2 separate regions of the Homo sapiens genome follow, and region 1 is linked to region 2. A link is a loop called in an ENCODE intact Hi-C map of the cell type or tissue named here. Cell type or tissue: MCF 10A. All regions are shown on one strand. Each heading gives the region's core, and the rest is flanking DNA. Links, peaks and the distances in the headings are about the cores only. Region 1 overlaps TTC29 (tetratricopeptide repeat domain 29). Region 2 has its middle 52 kb from the start of POU4F2.

Region 1 (9,878 bases), core at 922-8,921, 330 kb after region 2:
AATTTTCTTGCCTAAAGGCAGGCAGCTGAGGGCCTTGGTTCAGTAGCCTGGCAAGTTCAAGACCATGTCTCTGGGGTTATCTTGACTTTCCCTCCTTCTGGTCCCTTACTGGTTGCTACAGGGCTGCTACAGCTTCAGACATTAGGTCTACTTTCAAGACAGGAAGAAAAGGGAAAGTGGGTTGGCACTGGCATCCCTTATTTTAGGGAAAAATGAAACATTCCTGCAACCACTAGCGGATTTCCACTTGTTTATTGGCCAGAACCCTGTCACAGCCCCACTCCTCACCTTGGTGCAAGGAGTCTGGAAAAACAAATACCCTGCCTGCTCTTGGGCATGTTGCTGCCCCCAAGCAAAACTAGAGCTATGTCTGCAAAGATGGAGGAAGGAATGGATACTGGCCAGACAAATGCAGTGACAATTACAAAGTCCTAGAAGTCAGAGGTGTCCAGTCTTTTGGCTTCTCTGGGCCACATTGGAAGAAGAATTGCCTTGGGCCACACATAAAATTCACTAACACTAACAATAGCTGATAAGCTAAAAAAAAAATCACAAAAAAATCTCATAGCCTTTTTAAGAAAGTTTATGAATTTGTGTTGGGCCACATTCAAAGCCATCCTGGGCCGCATGTGGCCCACGGGCACTGGGTTGGACAAGCTTGTTCCAGGTCAAGATCTGAAAATAAATGTTGTTACCCCAGGGGGTTACCAGATAAAATGTAGGATGCCCAGGTACATTTTAACATCAGATAAACAATGAATGATTTTTTTATTAGCAGTATTCCCCAAATATTGCACAGAACATACTTATTCTAAAAAAAAATTTCTTGTTTTTGAAACTCAGACTGAACTGTATGGTCTGTATTTCTATTTGCTAAATCTAGTAACTCTACTCCCCTGAAGCCCCGAGTAGTGCGCTGCTGTTTCCGTGTAGGAAAATAGGGTGAGGGGAAGAAGTTTTAGAATCTTGAACAACCTGAGAAACTGCCGAATTGGACTGACTTTACCTGAGAGTGACAAGATTGGATTTTTACACTAGGGAGGATCAAGGCTCAGGGCCAGGAATTAAAATTAAGTTATAAAAAAATAAAGACTTTCAATTTAGCATTCTCGAGTCTGTGAGTCAGAAATTCACACCTGATCCAAGAGAAGGGAGGGGAGGAGGGTAAAACCGGGAGCAGGAAGAACAGATGGGAGACTGGTGGTTGTGGAAAGGAGAGGTGCTGGGGGTGGAACCAGGGTAAAGCTGGAAGGATAGAGAGAAGTAGGTGATTTCAAAACATTTTAAGGAGACAAAAATATGGGTTACTTGGTGATTCAAAGGATATCAAGGGTGAAGGAAAGGGAGGAGCAAGGATAACAACCAGGTTTTGGGATTGGGTAATGGGTAATTAGTAATTTGCTGAAGAGGGGAACACGAAAGGATGAACAGGTTTGGGGAAAGATAATGAGTTAAGGTTCAGATAACTGGAGTTTCAGGAGCCTGAGGGGACCTCCACGTGTTACCCTAGAAGGCAGTTTGGGGGGTGACATAGGAGGCCTGAGAGGACAAGGGGTTGTAATCTTGCTCACACAAGCAATGCCACCTTTGTATGTGTATGCACTGGCGGCCAGCCGATCTTCCTAGGAGTGAAGAAAACATTTGGGGGCCAAAATGAAGAAAATTATAAATAGATAAAAATTAAAATTGACCATAAATGATACAAATAAATGCTAGATAGGGCAGTTAGAAGGCTGTCTCAGTTCTAATCACAACAGGGTCAGAAATCCAGAAAAATCACTCTGGGCCTCATTTTCCCCACCTGGAAGATGAAGGTGCTTTTGCTGGATTTGGTCCACCCAGCATCTAGCTCCACGTCCACAGGAGGCACATTCTAAAAGTATTTCAGAAATAACCAATCCCACGTTGTGTGTAGTCTTGGTGGCATGGAAATTCAGGGACTCCCTAGCCAAGGAGTGGGTTATTGACCCAAATTAGGCCAACTGGTCTCTCTCCCAAAATTCTGAAACCAGAGGCAAGCAACATAAAGGTGTAGGAGGTTGCTGGTGCTCAATCAATCTGGAAGAATCTTGACAAGATTCTCTCGTAGTTCCTGCTAACTACGTCCATTTGAGAGGGCTGGGTCTGGTCTTTTTCTTCTGATCTGGGTTCTCCTCTAAATTCCACCATAACCTTTCAATAAAATCATTTCCACTTGATTTAGTCAGAATCCATTTCTGCTGTCTGTGACCAAAGAACACTAAGTGATTCAGAAGGGGTTGGACAATCATTTCCACAATGCCTTTCAGCTTCAAACATCTGTGATATATAACTGATATCAATTTTTAAAATTTCTAGTACATTTTTAAAAAAGATCATTCTTTACAGATGATGTTACAAATAGAAATGTATTTAAATATGCATATAGAACTATGCTGGTATCATCTCTATTTTTTACACACATGCGCACATACCTATGCATACAAATATGCTACTGTTTAAGCCTCATTGCTAATATTTGAGAGCAAGAAAAGACAATTATAGTGGTTTAATAAATAGGTTCCTATCTAAACCTTCATAGTTATTGCAAATTATTTCTTTTAACCAGAAAATCTTCTTTTATTAAAATAAATCGGCTATCTAAAAAAAAGGAATGTCAATCTCTACCATTAGATTTGAATTTCTCAGGTTTTAAATTTCATAACAGAGAACCATAGCCCAAGTTCACTTGCTGTATGAAAGAGAATTGTTTTAAACACAAATAGAAATATAAACAAAACTCAGATTTATTCGCTTAATCATTATTTCATTTGGCCATAAACTTTTTAGGCTTTGGTTTCATTTACACATTAAAAAACTTTTATGAATATTAGTCTAAATTAACAGATGCTGTTTTTAAGCATCAGAAAAAGAAAAATCTTCTTGAACTGATGCCATGATACTGGATGAAAATAGAGAATGCTGGTAAAATTTATGGAGAGATTTAATATTAGGAAATATGAGGAGAGTTCATCTGACAGGAAAAAAACGTGCCATTCACAGAAGCAAAAGTTGTCACATTCGTGGACATGCTGAATGTATCCTGAGGAAGATCTTTGCCACTGCAGATACTTGGGGCTGCAACGAGATAAGGGATGCAGCTTGAGAATGCATTTGAGAATGAAATTAAGTAGTCAAGCATTTCATATGGGTTTTATTGCCATTTAAGGGCATTATTCATTCAATGGAGATGTTGTTAATTGTTTTGAATTCACATCAACATCTCCCTAAAAAAATGCAGAGATTTAAAAAATCTAGAGACTGACAGAAAGCAGAGCTGAACAATATGGCATAACTCCACAGCAGGTGAATATATAGAGATGCTGGGAAATGGAGAATTTACTGCTAAACAGCCATGGAGATATTATAGTGTTTTAAAATTCTGCCTTAAACTATTTTGAATAGCTACTATTTATAGAACACCCACAATGTGTCAGGCACTGTGTAGACATCATTTCTAACTGGCACAATAACTGTATAAAGAACTACTTCAATTTTTACAAATTAAAAAACCTGTCTTCAGTGAGGTTGTGAATTGCCCAAAGCCATACAAGTTATTAATAGTAAATGGCAGAGTTGGAATTCACACCCAGCTCCCTCTGGTTGCAAATTCTGAATTCTTCCCATTTCCCTACATTGCCTCCTATTATATCATGTATTGTTGCTTTTTCTTCTTCTCCTCCTCCACACAATGTTTTATTTATTGCATTGATTAGGAATTTGATGTTATTTGACAATTATGATGCAATCTTTCAATTGGTAAGCCATTCTCTTTATCCATGGCAATCCATGTTTAGGTTGGGTTGGAGACAGAGATCAGTATCATTTTGTGACTCCCCCAGAAAATCCTTCTCTTTAAAAGGAGAGAGCAGACAGCCAGCAGCATCCAGGAAGAGCAAATTAAATGGATATGGTTCCCACTCAAGGGTGTAAACTCTAACGGGAAAAACACTGACAAAGACAAACATTTAAAAGGATAAAAAGCATATACTTCTATAAATATAAAAAAGATGAATAGATGCAATGAATAGAAATTACAATTTATTTTACTTTCTCTGCACCTAAACTAATAAATCTAACAAGTAATATAAAACCACCTAAGTAGGTCTTTGTATAAGTTATTAGGTGAATTTTTAAAATCAAAGGCATTATTGTATATTCAATTATATGACTGATATATTTAACATATTTTTTTCATAGGATAAACTGAATTATGGAATCAAGATGAAGCTTTACAGTCAGTGAAATATTTCAAAAGCGGTTCAATAAAAAAACCGTACTTTAAAACAAGATCATAAAATTTTCATTTAATCTGACAAAGATAAAATCAAAAGATATGTAACATCTAATCAAAAGTCAGGATAATACTTTTATTTCATTAAGTTAATATTTATAAGTCACGAGTGGGTTATCCATGTGTCAGTTATAACAGTTTTACATTCATATGGTAGGGATAAATGTTACTGGAATCACCTACGGGATAATTACATTGACTTAAATTAATACTTAAATAGCTTCAGTTAATATAATTTCCTTGGAATAAAGTGAATCACTATTCTTACCTATCTTTTTCGGTGTAGATAGATATTATGTATATCGTAATCAGAATTTAAAAAGTCATTTCTTGACATACACCTACTAACTGATAAAAATTATATGAGTTGTTTATGTTTTATAGTTTTTGGTAAAAATGCTATTTTTTCCCAAAAGCTAAAATAACAATATAGCATTTTCCTAGCCATATAAATGTATAAAGAGAGAGAAGTTAAAAAGACAAAAAATTTGAGAGTGTTTAAAATGACTTTTTACTTTAAAGCCATATAGAATTATAATGAAAACTGAAAGCATTTTTCTTAATGCTTAGGTTGTTCACAATTATTAGTCATAGTATTGATTAGCAATGATTAAGAATTGGGCTACCAACAGCCATATATGTATTTTGTAAGAAAGATTAGTGAGTTAAGATTTTTAGAATTCTTAATTTATTTTCCATGCACTTCAAAATATAGCAAGAAAGAAGTTTCAATATAAAAAGGTCTTTAAATTTACATGATTTCCAATGAGTTGACTGGTCTCTGGGGGCATCTACTGGAAATTTAGCAAACTGCAGTTACATCATGTAAATTTGGTAACTTTCACTATCCATCCTAATACAGATATTATTTTAATTGATATGCAAATAAGTTGACAAAGAAGATAAATGTAAAGTTATGCATGGTATTCTATCTCATCCATCTGGTAACAGCAAAACATGTAGCTGTCTATGAGATCAGTTAACAAATATTCAACTGTTAAAAATGTAAATAGGGCAGGTGGCATACCATAGATTAACAGTTTTCAAAGCATCCAATTCTTATTTTTGGAAAAATTAGAAAAATATTTTATACTTAAACATTCACATATTTAATGAGAAATTTTTATTAATCCAAATAAAATATATATATAAAGCACTTTTAAATTATGATGGATTCTCTAAAACAAATCATTTTGTATCTCATACATCCACCAATCATAAATAATATGACTACTGCTTATTTTCTATATGATTTAATTTAATTATTACATGTTAACATCTCAAAAAGTAGAATTTATTATACTTGGATCAGAAGAATTTTTCATTATAGTCATTACAACTAGAATTCATCATTAAAATGAACATTGTTATTAATGTCCTCTAAACATTTCAGAACCTCCTTAAAGAATATTGAACATATAATGAACACAATACAATCATTTCAATGTATTATAATTTAACATATTTTAATTAAAAAGCTCTTTTTATAATATTATGTTATGACTAATCATATAATTTAAATATCACAGCCATTATAATGATCTTGATTTTTTTGCAGAATTTATAGACCATATTCACTTTGAGAGATTAAAAATATAATTTGAAAGTATAAATATTGTGATATGCTTATATTTTACCATTATATATTTTATATATTGCTGTAAAATTTATATAATTTATATGTAATTTTTATAAAATGCAATTAGATATTATATACATTATATATTATTTATAATATATAATTAGATATTATATAAATTATATATTATATATTTATATAAAATTATGCATTATATAAATTTTATATTATATTACTTATATTAAATTATATGATACACAATTTATATAAAATTATATATAAAAATTATATAAAATTCTCCTTGTAAAGAGTCACATAACATTTTAGCTTCATTCCAAAGAGATTGTCTAATGCAATATATTAATTTATAATTTTTCTAAAAATTTCTTAGAATTGCTATCCAAATAAATGATTTCATCTTTTATTATATGAACTGAAAAAATTAAGCAATATAAAAATATTACCAAAAAGTCAGAATATAAATATTAATATAGCATTCTGTTTCAGTTTTGATTTAGACTCAATTTAGGTAGATAGGCCAATTTAACAATTTTAAATACATAAATAAAATCTGCCCCCCAGAACATTTTATGGAATAGAATTTTTATGTGATTATCAAAACAGTTACGCGTTTACTAATTTGAACTTTAGACGAAACTGTTACATATGCAAGTTTTGCTTTGTATTTTTGGATTTTTTATCTATTAATAATAAAGAAAAGCATAGTCAGAATTTCAACATTTTAAAAGTATATATACAAATTGAAAAATGCTATTTTGAAAAAACTAACCTAAGTTCAACCTTTATTTTTTAAGAAAAAAACTAGTAATAATTAAGGAATAAAGTTTATCCTCTGGCATTTTGTAAATAGTACTATCACTAATATAACTCAACGAATAATAAAAATATCTAAAAATTTGATCAGTAAAGATTCTCTCAATAGCCTGATAAGAATTCATTTCAACATGGGTGATTATATTTTAGAAGTTATGAAATATTTGTGTAGAATGGGACAGAAATTATTTCACAGATTCTATTTTGATAGAACTGATGTTTTGCATTAAAGGCAGTCACTTTTTGTGAGATCAACAAATGTTTATAAACCAAACTATATTTTCATTGATGATTATTAACAAATATCAGAGGAAAGCATGCTTATTTAGCAAATAGTACAGGACTATAATCTTTACAATAACTTTAGATAATTTCCTTAATAACATAAAGGCATTTTTTATGTGCCCACTTGCTCAAAGTTATTTATTCAAGTGATTCCCATTTAATCAAATATTTCAAGTACAGTAATTGTTATCAACCAGGAATGGATAAACTATTCATCAGACAATAGAAAGTATTACCAAAATAGTTACCCACGGTAGCTGTCGCACAGCACTTCAGCATCATTCATTTTCTTTATCGAAAAACCTCAAACATACACATTTTTAAGACTTAAAAAAATACTGTTTGTTTTAGAAACATTTGTTGATCTCACAAAAAGTAACTGCCTTTAATGAAAACTTCTCTAGTAGTCTGGTAAAAAAGGATTGGAAGAAAAGCTCCTTATATGAGGTTAATTACATATGCAATTTTGATAAAAGTCTTATTACTTCCAAACTCCTTTGAGAAATTCAAACTTTATACAAAATAATTTGTGTAGAAAAATTTTAAGCCAAAGATTCCACATGGAAAGATATTAAATGAGTGTTAAAGGAGAATTTTTCAGGGACAGTATTTTCAAGCCAGGATTACAACACGACTCCAAACACCTTTGGCTAACTGCAGCAAATCATATGGATTCTTGTTCTTTTCTTTCAGATTACACTGTACTTCTCTACTATAGAAAAACCAGTTAAACCTAAGCTGAAAAATAAACCCTGGAAATAATCTTAGCTTTTAAATTGAGTTATAATGATACAAAATAAATTCAAATAAGTAATACAATTCTGGTGTATTATGTGTCCTAATATAACAAGAAGAAACATGAGGAAAAGAGGAGGGAAACAAAAAATGAGCTTCATATCACAGGACTACAAAGAGTGGACTAAATATACATGTAAATATCATCATACTCACTCATCAAATGATCATTTTTGTCTAAATTTGTATTTATAATTTCTATTAACAAAAAACTCCATAGAATATGATATTCACTCTGTTGTGTTCTTCTTTTTAAAACCACCCATCTTCACACTGACACTCTGTTTTTTGAAACATAATTCTATGATACCCTCCACATTTTTTGAAATTTTATTGTTTGGAAAACTTTTTCTCAAATAACATCATTTAAAATTTTCTTTTAGTTTTCTACACAGCATTATAAATAAAAGAACTATCAACTTCCCATATACATTCAGGGAAATATCAAACTTTTATTAAAAATGAAAAGCTGGAGAATATAAAGAACAAACTTAGTAAAAACAAGTTGCATTATAAAGAAAACTTCAGCTCACTGCATTTTTTTTTACTAAAGTATGTCATACATTTTATCTTTGCAAGAATTTGACAAGTTTTGCAAGTAAAATTCTGTTTCCTCTACACTTGCTAATAGTCATGAGAATCTGTAGTTTGCACCTTCCCATTAAAAATGTATTGTATTTTTTGAAATTATTCACCCCGCCTTTTATCCAGATCATGTCTTTGAAAGGAGGAAGTAGATAATAAATGGAATAATTCATGATTCCCCATTAAATATGAAACTTTCTTTTGCAGAGTTTAGAAAATGAAGTTCTACATAATGTACAAAAGTTGATTAGAACTTTTTTAACCTTTTCAAGAAAAAACCTTTCATACTAAACAACTACATGAGGAGCTTTCTCTGAGAAAGGTAAAACAATCAATTCTTTACACCTATAGGTTCGTCATATATATTCTAATGTTGCCCCCTCTAAACATATATTTCCCTATAATACTTTAAACATATTAAAAATAATGGCAAGAAAAATAGTATACATTGAGTTGTAAACATGACAAGTTTTTAAGAGAAATATAACGTTTAAAATACAAAGGGAAAAAAATCACATAAATTAAAAATGAAAACAAAACATTATTCATGCTCTTTTCAGTAATGTAATGGAAGATAGTGTAGGGGTAAATAACAAAAACTGCATGTGTATTTCTCTTACTATGGCATGTCTTCTAGTGAAGTAATGATATTTTGTCATGAGAAAAAAGTATATACACTTATAAAACTTATCTTTTACAAATCAATCATTGGTACTCCATTAACTACACTCTCTTGAGCCCCTTTTTTGATAAAATTTTTAAAAAGAAACCAAATGATTCTTAAGATGACTCCAGTTCTATATTTTTAGATATAAATATTCTATATGTCTTGGGTGAGAAATCTGTATGTCTTGGGTGAGAAATTATATATATTCTATATGTCTTGGGTGAGAAATACCTTAAGAGAAATGTCAAGTTCTGACTACTTAAGAGCAGCAGTTGATCTCATTTCTTCTTTGGGTTTTTAAGTTTCTATTATAGAAATAGTTCCTCATTTGACTCAACATATTTTGATTTTCCCCTTATCTAAAAATAAAATTAGAATACATTTCCCTATCAAACTTGAATGCTTAAAAGATAACTACCGAACTGTAAGTCATGTAAATAAATCTTTCATATTATGTGCTCTTTAATTACCGTTGCAAAGTAAGTGTGCGCTGCGCACATGAACAGTGAAGCCAGGAGTTTTCACAGACTATATGTATATGATAAACTTCCAGAACATAATAAAATGCTTTGGCTAGAAAACATCTGTGTATATATAAAAGATCTTGTATATAAAGATCTTGTTTTCCTGAATATCATATTAATTTTATTGCACCTATCTAAACATTTAGAAAATTACTAGTTATAACTAAGAATATGGAATTAGTACATACAAAAGTATATCAATAAGAACATTGCAAGAACAAAAGAAAGTATTTGCAAGAAGATGAAATAAAAGAGCCTTGGATTTAAACTTTTTTAAAAAAGTATAAAATAGATTAG
Region 2 (9,878 bases), core at 1,316-9,315:
CTGGTCTTGAACTCCTAGAATCAAGCGATCCTCCCACCTTGGCCTCCCAAAGTGCTGGGATTACAGGTATGAGCCAATGTGCCTGGCAGGGTTTTATTTTTAAAGACAAAAATGATCCAGTCAGAGAGGAAACTATGATACAGAAAAGACACACAACTTCCAGAAAGATGCTCTTAGAAGACAAGATCCATTTTACACGTGGAATTCTCTTTAGATAGGAACAGAGATTATCTATTCAATGTGACAGAAGGGAAGACAGGATGCGGGGCATAGAGGAAAGTGTGTGTGTTTGGTGGTGGAAGCATGAGGAAGTTCTAATTATCTCTATTTTCTTAGTAAAATGAAGAGCAAAGTCGTTATAGTGAGAATAAAGAGAATTAGAGAGAATAAATGGCAAGATGCTGTAGGTTCGAAGAGAAAAGAAGGGTATAAAATAGTTGTCTCGGAGAATAAGAGATGAAAGTGATTATTCAAAGGCAGTGAAATTCCCTGGCAATAATGAAGGCCCACTTGAGGGTGACAATCAGGAATCAAAGTAAATCTGTTAGCATAACTTTTTTTGCAGCCATTTCCAACAGATCAGAAGCAGGAAGGAGTAGGTGGAAGTTGGGATTTAACTAAGAAGAAGTAAATTTGATGGTGGAAGAGAAGGACAAGGGAATTGGGATTATATAAGGTAATGGTTATCATGTTGAACTGTTGAATCTTAATTGAGGATAGAGGTAAATGCAGATATGAGGAAGTGAGAAATAGATGCTAAGGTCAATAGATATATGTTTCTTGTGTGGCTTGAAAATGATCAGAATGAGATGGAGACTTGGAAAGTAGTGGTGGGAGTATATGACATCTGAAATTGACATGAAAGGGGGTGCAGTTATTGATACTCGTAAGGTTTAGAGTGCAACCATAAGAACAGGTAGCTGGAGTGATGTGGAGGACAAGATGATGGCAGGAGAGAGCACCAAGAGCCTGAGGGGCTAGATTATTGTAAGGATCTTTTCAATGATATTGAAATCACCAAGAATTAGGAGAAAACTGCTGTTGGGGAGATGACAGTGGGTAAGGCATGAGAATCTTCAAGGAATAATGCGAAGTGACTATGAAGTCTGTAGATGATTGGACATATGGAGCAGTGAGGTGACCCATGGCTGAACTTCAGAGGAAGCAAGGATGTGTTTAGGGAGAAGGAAAGGAGGATAAGCTGAAATTGGCAGTGACTATTCATAGCTGCAGAAAGATCAGGTTTCATTTAGAATAAAGAGACGAAGGTGATGTAGAGACTACTTCAAGGATATAGGAAATTTTGCTAATGACCCACAGTGAACTCCAAGGAACAGGGTGGAAGAGTGTATTGTGGGAAAGGGTGTGAGATTGGGTCATATAAAGAAATGAACAGAGCTATACAAGAATGTGGTTTACAACGATGAGTGGTGAATTGGGGCTTCTTTTGGTGACTGAGATGGCCTGAGTGTATATAGTTTTCACTTGCTGAAAAATTTCCAAGATAATTTATTGAGTTTTGATTATAGAATAAATAGGAGAACATGGCTTGTGAATATGCTCAAGCGGTTTTAGTAGTTTATCACCATGACCAGTAGATGGTATTGTTGGCCCAAGATAGTTTGGTTGCTGTTTGCTGTTCAGCACAGAGTGGAAAAGGGAAGGAAAGGAGGTTACAGATGGACTATGAGAGAAGGCAGTGTGTCTTCCACTTGGTAAAATGTAAAGTATACTGGTAGATTTAGGAGATATCCTTATCTGAACTAGTCACTGTTACACAAAATTAATGTTTGATAGAATGGACAAACAAGCACAAATTCTTGGAAAGGACTGGGAGTTTTAACAAATCTTGAGCGTAGAGTTATAGAAATATATAAAGTGCAAATAATGGGTTTTAAAAGCACATAGATATATCTAAAAGAAAAAAAATCAGTAAGTCAAAGAGATATCTGTACTCCCATGTTAATTGCAGCACTATTCACAATAGCCAAGGTATGGAATCGGCCAGGTACAGTGGCTCACGCCTGTAATCCCAGCACTTTGGGAGGCCGAGGTGGGCAGATCACAAGGTCAGGAGATCAAGACCATCCTGGCTAACATGGTGAAACCCCATCTCTATTAAAAATACAAAAAAATTAGCTGGGTGTGGTGGCACGCCCCTGTAGTCCCAGCTACTTGGGAGGCTGAGGCAGGAGGATGGCGTGAACCCGGGAGGCGGAGCTTACAGTGAGCCAAGATCACGCCACTGCACTCCAGCCTGGGCAGCAGAGCAAGACTCCATCTCAGAAAAAAAAAAAAAAATATGGAATCAACCTAACTGTGAATCAACGGATGAATGGATAAAGAAACTGTGATATATATACACAGTAGAATACTATTCAGCCATAAAAAAGAATGAAATCCTGTCATTTGCAGTAACATGGATGAACTTGGAGGACATTGTGTTAAGTGAAATAAGCCAGGCACAGAAAGACAACTATCTCATGTTCTCATTCATTCATAGGAACTTAAAAAACATAGATCTCATGGAGATAGATAGTAGAATGGCAGTTATCAGAGTTGGGGAAGGGTAAGTGGTAGGATGAGGATGGAGAAAGGTTGGTAAATGTGTACAAAAATACAGTTAGATAGAAGAAATATATTCTAGTGTTCAACAGCACAGTAAGGTGACTAGAGTTAATAATACTTTGTATATTTCAAAATAGCTAGACCAGAAGATTTGGAATGTTTCCAATGTAAAGAAATGATAAATGTTTGAGGTGATGGATATCCCAATTACTTGATTTGATCATTACACATCGTATGCATGTATCAAGATGTCATATGTATCCCATAAAGTGTACACTTATTGTGTATCATAAAAAACACACACAGAGAAACAGAAGAAAACTACAAGAACTTGCAACTCACTTGAGACAGTTCAGGATGCCGAGCCAATGAGATTTCTCGTTTTGCCTCTGGGACAACCATGTGTACTAATTCTGGGAGGCAAATGCATGAGGAGTCACTGGCTAAATTCTGATATTGATCTGGAAGCACATACTCTGAAAAAGGCAAATTTGGTTTTTGCTATAAAAACAAACAAGCACATAAAAACCTACACCCTCTCTTCTCCTGCTTGCTTTGGGAATTCAGAACACAGAGCTTAGAAAGCCAGAGACACTGTGACTTCCTTTTCAGAAAAAGGAGAGGCTGAAAGAGGCTGATGCTGGGCAGAGTCTATGAGCTTTGCATATTCATATCCCTCAGTTGTTCAGCATTAGAAAATTCAGGTAATGAACATGTGAACACTCCAGCAGCCTTTGTATGGCTTGGGGGTTTTCTAGTCTCATGTTCTCTGTATAGAATTGACTGTGTCAAATCAGGAGGTCCCTACCCGCACCCCCAAATTGAATCAGCACTTGTACATTGAAGTTTTTAACATCACCCACAAGATTTTTAAGGGCTTGTCAAAAGAATCTTCATAGTCTCTAGCCATGAATAAAAATGAATTCAGATATCATCCCTATCTCATATTTTATTTCATGGGATTAATTTAATTCATTGAGTTAAATAATATGGGCTGTTAAGTAGTTGCTGGTAATAAGTAGAAATTTTTTAATTTTTTAGGAAAACATACCAACTCTATTCTGGCATACTACTTTTATATAAATGGTTGAAACTTTTTCTTAATGTTAGCACAGTTACACCTTGATTAAGCAATCCTCTAGGGTAGGGATGTTCAATCTTTTGGCTTCCCTGGGCCATGTTGGAAGAACAAGAATTGTCTTGGGCTACACGCAAAATACACTAATGCTAATGATAGCTGATGAGCTAAAAAAAAAAAAAAAGTGGCAAAAAAAAATCTCAAAATGTTTTAAGAAAGCTTACGAATTTGTGTTGAACTGCGCTCAAAGCTGTCCTGGGCCACATGTGGCCTCTGGGCCACAGGTTGGACAAGCTTGATCTAGGGTAAAAAATGAAATCAGACACATTAAGAAAAAAAAATCTGCAACTATCACGTCAAGTTGATCTGTTTGGTATTTATTTGACAATTAAAAGTACTATATGATTATCTCTGCCCACATCTCCTATCAGGCTAAATACAGTTGAAAGTTAATACTAGCCCCGGAAAAACTTGATGTTTTTAAAGTTTCTTTTGGACATATTGCCCTGGCTAAATATCTGCGTGCCAGGTTATTATTTTAAAATTTGTAAATGATTCAAAGGCTAGAGTTTATAAGCTTAACCTGAGAAATTTTCTGGCGAGAATTGCTATTTCTTATCTTCATTGAGAATCAAAAAAAAAAAAAAAAGACCAGAAATCTCTACTTCTTCAGCTATTGGGGTAGACAGTAGGCCTTGGAGGGTGATTCACTCTAGAGTAATGAATGACGGAAATCTTTAGCATTCTGTTATAATAAGACTTTTTCTCTCTGAGCAACTTACTGCTTTCAAAGGCTGCTTTTAGGTGACAGTGGCTCCCACTGCCAACCAAAGGCACCCCTAATTCTTAGCAGCTGTTCCTGTCAACAGCTTCTGTTTGGGAGCCACTCAGAGCAGTGTTTATCACAGCGTGCAAAATCATCTGTGGTACTTATGAAAAATTCCTGGACCTCACCCCAAACCTAATGAATCAGAATCTCTAGGGTAGGCTGTAAATCTGCGTTTCACAAGTTCAGAGTTGAGTTCTGCTTGCATCTCTTATTGTCTGCTAGTGTGTAGCTGTGCTCCTAAAAGAGCTTTTAAACAGAACTACTTTAAATGTTCATAGAGTTGCACCAGAACAGGAGAACAGCATGAAATCCCATTATGTCGCAATCCTAGCTATTTGTTTGAGAAATCAGGGACAGGCTCAGCAGAGACATTTTTTTGGTGAGCAAGTGTGTCTTTTACTGCTTCCTCAAAAACCCTATCCACAACCCTCTTTATCCCTCTTATTCTCAGCATGTTACCTTACATCCTACCTCATCAAGAAAATAGAAGTGATCATCAGTAGTGCTTCTCTATGATCACTGAATTTCTGGATTTCCTGAAAATCTTTCCTGGCATCCATTTTTTCAATAATTGTGTGAGCTTCTAACTCCTTGGAATAATTCATTTTTGCTTGAAATTTCTGTATTATTTTGACTTATACAGGCTGCTTCCAATTCTTTTATTAAAATGATAAAAAACAATTTAAATAATCAATCTAGACTTGATGTCCAAAAATGTCTTTTCCAGAAACACATATTTGTTACTTGACACATTAATTGTATACATACGTAACAAGCATCTTAGTCTAAACATAGTCAAAATTGAGCTCCTGATTTTTCCTCCCAAGTCACCTTCTCCTGCAACCTTCACCAGCTCAATTTAAGACATCACCTTTCTCCACTTGCTCAGGCCAATCACTTTGGTGGCATCTTTAACTCCCTTACTTTTCTCATAACCCACATTCAGTGTATCTGCAAAACCTGGCAGTTCTACCTTTAAAATATATCTAGAAGGAGACCACTTCTCACCATCTGCTCTACTCCTTCTCTGGCCCAAGCCACTCAGCTATCATCTAGATTAGTGTACTAGCCTTGCTCTCTTCTGCCCACACCCTCTGCAGTCTATTCTCAGCGCAATAGCCAGAGTCATCCTGAAAAACTTAAGGCAAGTAATGTCATTTATCTTCTCAAAACCTTCCAGTGGCTTCTTCCTTACTAAGGGTAAAAGAAAAGCTGCTAACTCTTGCCTTTAAGATCCTATATGATCTGGCCTCTTTACCTCCCTAACTTTCATCACTTTTCACTCTCTCTCTTGTTCTCTCTGCACCAGTCACACTGGCTTCCTTCCTAGTCCTAGAACATGCAATTTATGCTGACAACTTCTTTGCTTCCTCATTTTGCTATCCTCCCTTTCCTTCAAAAAGTGTCTTCTCTTTGAGGCATTGCCTGGCCACATTACTTGAAATTCCAGTTTCTTCAACCCCTGATATCTTATATATGCCTTCTTTACTTTTTCTTTTCAGCACTTGAGACTATCCTCCATTCCATATATTTTAATTATTTGCATATTTATTCAATCTCCCCTTCCAGAAGATCCAGGAACACAAGATATTTTTTTCGTTTAATATTATGCCCCCAGCACCTAGGATAATGTCTGGCATATAGTAGGTGCTCAACATGTATTTGGTAGGTATTAAGTGATTCTTTTGGAAATGTTAACAGAGATAATTTCTATTGAAGTTGGTGCTGGTTTCTGGGGAAAACATCATGAAAGTAAGAGTATAAAAGTATTTCCTGCATTTACAGCATTTGGATGATTTACTTCAATCAAGAAATATTTAGTGAGGGCTAGGGTTGGTTCCAAGTCTTTGCTATTGTGAATAGTGCCGCAATAAACATACATGTGCATGTGTCTTTAGAGCAGCATGATTTATAATCCTTTCGGTATATACCCAGTAATGGGATGGCTAGGTCAAATGGTATTTCTAGTTCTAGATCTTTGAGGAATCACCACACTGTCTTCCACAATGGTTGAACTAGTTTACAGTCCCACCAACAGTGTAAAAGTGTTCCTATTTCTCCACATCCTCTCCAGCACCTGTTGTTTCCTGACTTTTTAATGATCACCATTCTAACTGGTATGAGATGGTATCCCATTGTGGTTTTGATTTGCATTTCTCTGATGGCCAGTGCTGATGAACATTTTTTCATGTGTCTGTTGGCTGCATAAATGTCTTCTTTTGAGAAGCGTCTGTTCATATCCTTCACCCACTTGTTGATGGGGTTGTTTTTTTCTGGTAAATTTGTTTGAGTTCTTTGTAGATTCTGGATATTAGTCCTTTGTCAGATGAGTAGATTGCAAACGTTTTTTCCCATTCTGTAGGTTGCCTGTTCACTCTGATGGTAGTTTCTTTTGCTGTGCAGAAGCTCTTTAGTTTAATTAGATCCCATTTGTCAATTTTGTCTTTTGTTGCCATTGCCTTTAGTGTTTTAGACATGAAGTCCTTGCCCATGCCTATGTCCTGAATGGTATTGCCTAGGTTTTCTTCTAGGGTTTTTATGGTTTTAGGAACTTAAAGTATAATAAAAATAAATAAATAAATAAAAAGAATTGAAAGGGGGAAAAAAGAGAGAATGTCAAAAGACAGAGGGAAGGGGGGATTACAAAGAGCTGCTCCTACTGCATTCTTTTTATATTAATGGTTAGTGAATACCAGTGTTAGACGTTCACATCACAGTACAAATAAGATGATTTGATTTTAATTTTTAGACAAAAGTAGTCTTTCTGCATTCTAGGTCATGCTGATAAAACCTTTTTTGAAAACCAAACTATTCATATAGTCTGTACCAAGCCTTACCTATACATGCAGCTAGAAAATACCTAGAGGACTTTATTCGTTAACAAATTATCACACATGCATGCTGCTCAGAGAGTATGTTTAAGATAGTGGTTAAAAGCACAGGCTCTGAAGCCATACTGCCTGAGTTTGTTTCCTTTCTGTGCCACTTTTCTATCTCTGTAACTCTTGTCAACTTGCCACTCTCTCTGTACTTCCATTCCTTCACCTGAGAACTGATAAGAGTAGGACTTACTACATAGGATGTTGTGAGGATGTTGTAAAGCATTTATTATTTGGTTCTATATTCAGTCTATTCTGATAACTAAGCAGTTGGGAGCAGAAATGAAAGACTTTAATTTCTAGGAGTTTTATCTCTGAAATTCTATCTCCTCTAACCTGGAAGAGCTTCTATTCTCTGCCCCTATGGCACCCTGTGCCACCCCCACCATAGCATATGTTACTGTGCAGTATCTATTGCCTCTCCCACCTACATTAAACTGTAAGCTTCATGAGGACAAAATGTGTGTCTATTTTATAATCATTATTGCTTCAATGCCTAGCATATAGGTTGTACTCGGTAAATATTTATTGGATGAATGTTAAATAAAATGTATTAAAAGAAATATCACAAATAAAAAAAGAAATATTTAGTGAGGGCATGGGTTGCTGGGATATAGAGTGATGAATAGATAAAATCATGCTTTCATAAAGCTAAATGTTAGGGTGAAATTAGAATTTTGGTTCTAGTGGAAGGAGCTAATGATAAATAAATAAAGAAAGTATATAATGCATCACATGAGGGTAAGTGCTGTGGGGAAAAAAAGGAAAAAGGGGAAGTTAGTCATGGCGTAGATGTGCAATTTTAAATTGAGGACTGGGGAAGGCCTCTCAGAGGAGGTGATAGTTGAATAGAGACCTAAGTGAAGTGAGGGAGGGAACCAAGTGGATATTTGCAGGGGGAAATGTTCCAGACAGAGAAACTGTGAATACAGAGGCCCTGAGGCAAGAGTATGCCTGGGGTATGGGAGGAGCCATAACAGGGCTAGGGAGGCTAGACCATAGTGAGCCTGGGGTGGAGGGGGAGGGGTCACAGGGAAGGCCAAGGGGTATCTGGGGCTCAGGTCAGTTGAGTTCTTGCAGACCAGGGTAAAGCTTTTGGAAAAAGTGAGCTGGAGGGCCATTGGAGGGTTTCAAGCAGAAGAGAGTGATGATCCGGCTTGCATTCTGGAAAGATCACTCAGGCTTCTAGGTGGACAATAGGCTGGGAAAGCCGAGGACAGCAGAGCAGCAGTCAAGTTAGTTAGGAAGCCAATGGCTGTCATCTTTGATGGAGCTGATGGTATCTGAGGAAGTGGTACAAAGCAATAAGGTTTTGCAAATGTTTTGAAGGTGGAGCCAATGGAATTTAAGATTAGATGTGGAATGTGATGGAAAGCACTTAAGACAACTCCAATATTTTGGGCCTGACTAGCTAGGAGACTGGAGTTACCACTTTGTAAGAAAGGGCAGGTTTTGGTGGGAGGGGCATCGCTCAAATAAATAAATTGTTACTTTTTAGATGTTAAGTTTGAGATTCTATTAGACATCCAAGTGAAGAGTTTCAGTGTCCAGTTGGGTATGTAAGTCTGGAGCCTGGGTGAGAGACAGGGACTGAAGATACAAATTTGGGGGGCCTCAGTAGATAGCATTTAAAGCCATAAGGTTGGATGACGTTTTCAGAGAATAAATGGCAAAGATAGCTGAAGAGATTTCAAAGAGGTAGTTAAGGCCCTCAAACTCACCTTCCTGGAAGAATTAGCTCAGTGATATTAAGATGACTGGAGAGGTTGACAATGAACCAAGAGCAAAAATCTTTAAGGATTGATGAAGAGTGATCTGGGAGTCCTTGGTGACTGCAACAGGGATGTGTGATGGGTAGAATTCACAAAGGCATGAGATTTGAAGGAGTTGAGAGGTTTGGGGAAGAGGCAAAACCATGGCCTGGAAGTGGCAAGGAAGGGCACAGAGAATAGCTACGACTTCTGGGCCCAGTTTTAGGAGACAAAAAGATTCACCACCTGAGGGAACTGTAGGGAAAGTAGTGTCCTCAGGGGAGAGCCAGGTTAGAGTTCCAGCAAGATGAGATTAAGGCTATGGGGGATTTTTGTTGATGACAGATGTGAGTTCCAGAGGGAACAGAGACAGGAACACTGCTGGCAGGAGGGAGAAAGATCAGGTCAGATTATTACGGGGTTAACAGAGCCATATGGGGCTGAGTGTTGGAGTGAAGAGGCCTCATCTGGCCTTCTTGAGGCTGCTGAAGTAAACAGGGATGGAGAATACGAAGGGATTAACTCTGGTAGATTCTTGGGCTGACAAAGGTGAAGAGGCTGTGAATCACTGCAGAGGGAAGTCAGGGTTCGTGCCTATAGCAGACAGAGCTTTGTGGGCTCATGGTTCAGTCATTCTGATGATGGTTTGAAGCTAATGCACACACGATGGCACCAGGGACCTGGCCTCTAGTTGCTTTCACATAGTCAATTCATACAATGGGCCCTCAGTTAGTAATGGCAGAGGAAGTTCTTCATGGCCTTCCATCCGCATG

What was found. Peaks named below come from ENCODE experiments on the same cell type or tissue, not always from the same donor. Only the 100,000 strongest peaks of a DNase experiment are listed, where the experiment ranks them.
Region 1: a loop joins it to region 2, with 18 times the contacts of the local background. A loop is called at or near these places in 5 of 110 quality-filtered maps.

The regions. Positions count from the first base shown.
Region 1 is chr4:146,911,567-146,921,444 of GRCh38, forward strand. All of the region lies in intron 4 of TTC29 (tetratricopeptide repeat domain 29), which reads right to left. Among named protein-coding and RNA genes, the nearest start is that of TTC29-AS1, 17 kb to the right of the region's middle. In MCF 10A, for the core only: a CTCF peak has its summit at 5,097; a DNase peak (open chromatin) is centred at 5,105.
Region 2 is chr4:146,581,457-146,591,334 of GRCh38, forward strand. No RefSeq gene overlaps it. Among named protein-coding and RNA genes, the nearest start is that of POU4F2, 52 kb to the right of the region's middle. In MCF 10A, for the core only: a CTCF peak has its summit at 1,599 (motif pointing right); a DNase peak (open chromatin) is centred at 4,785.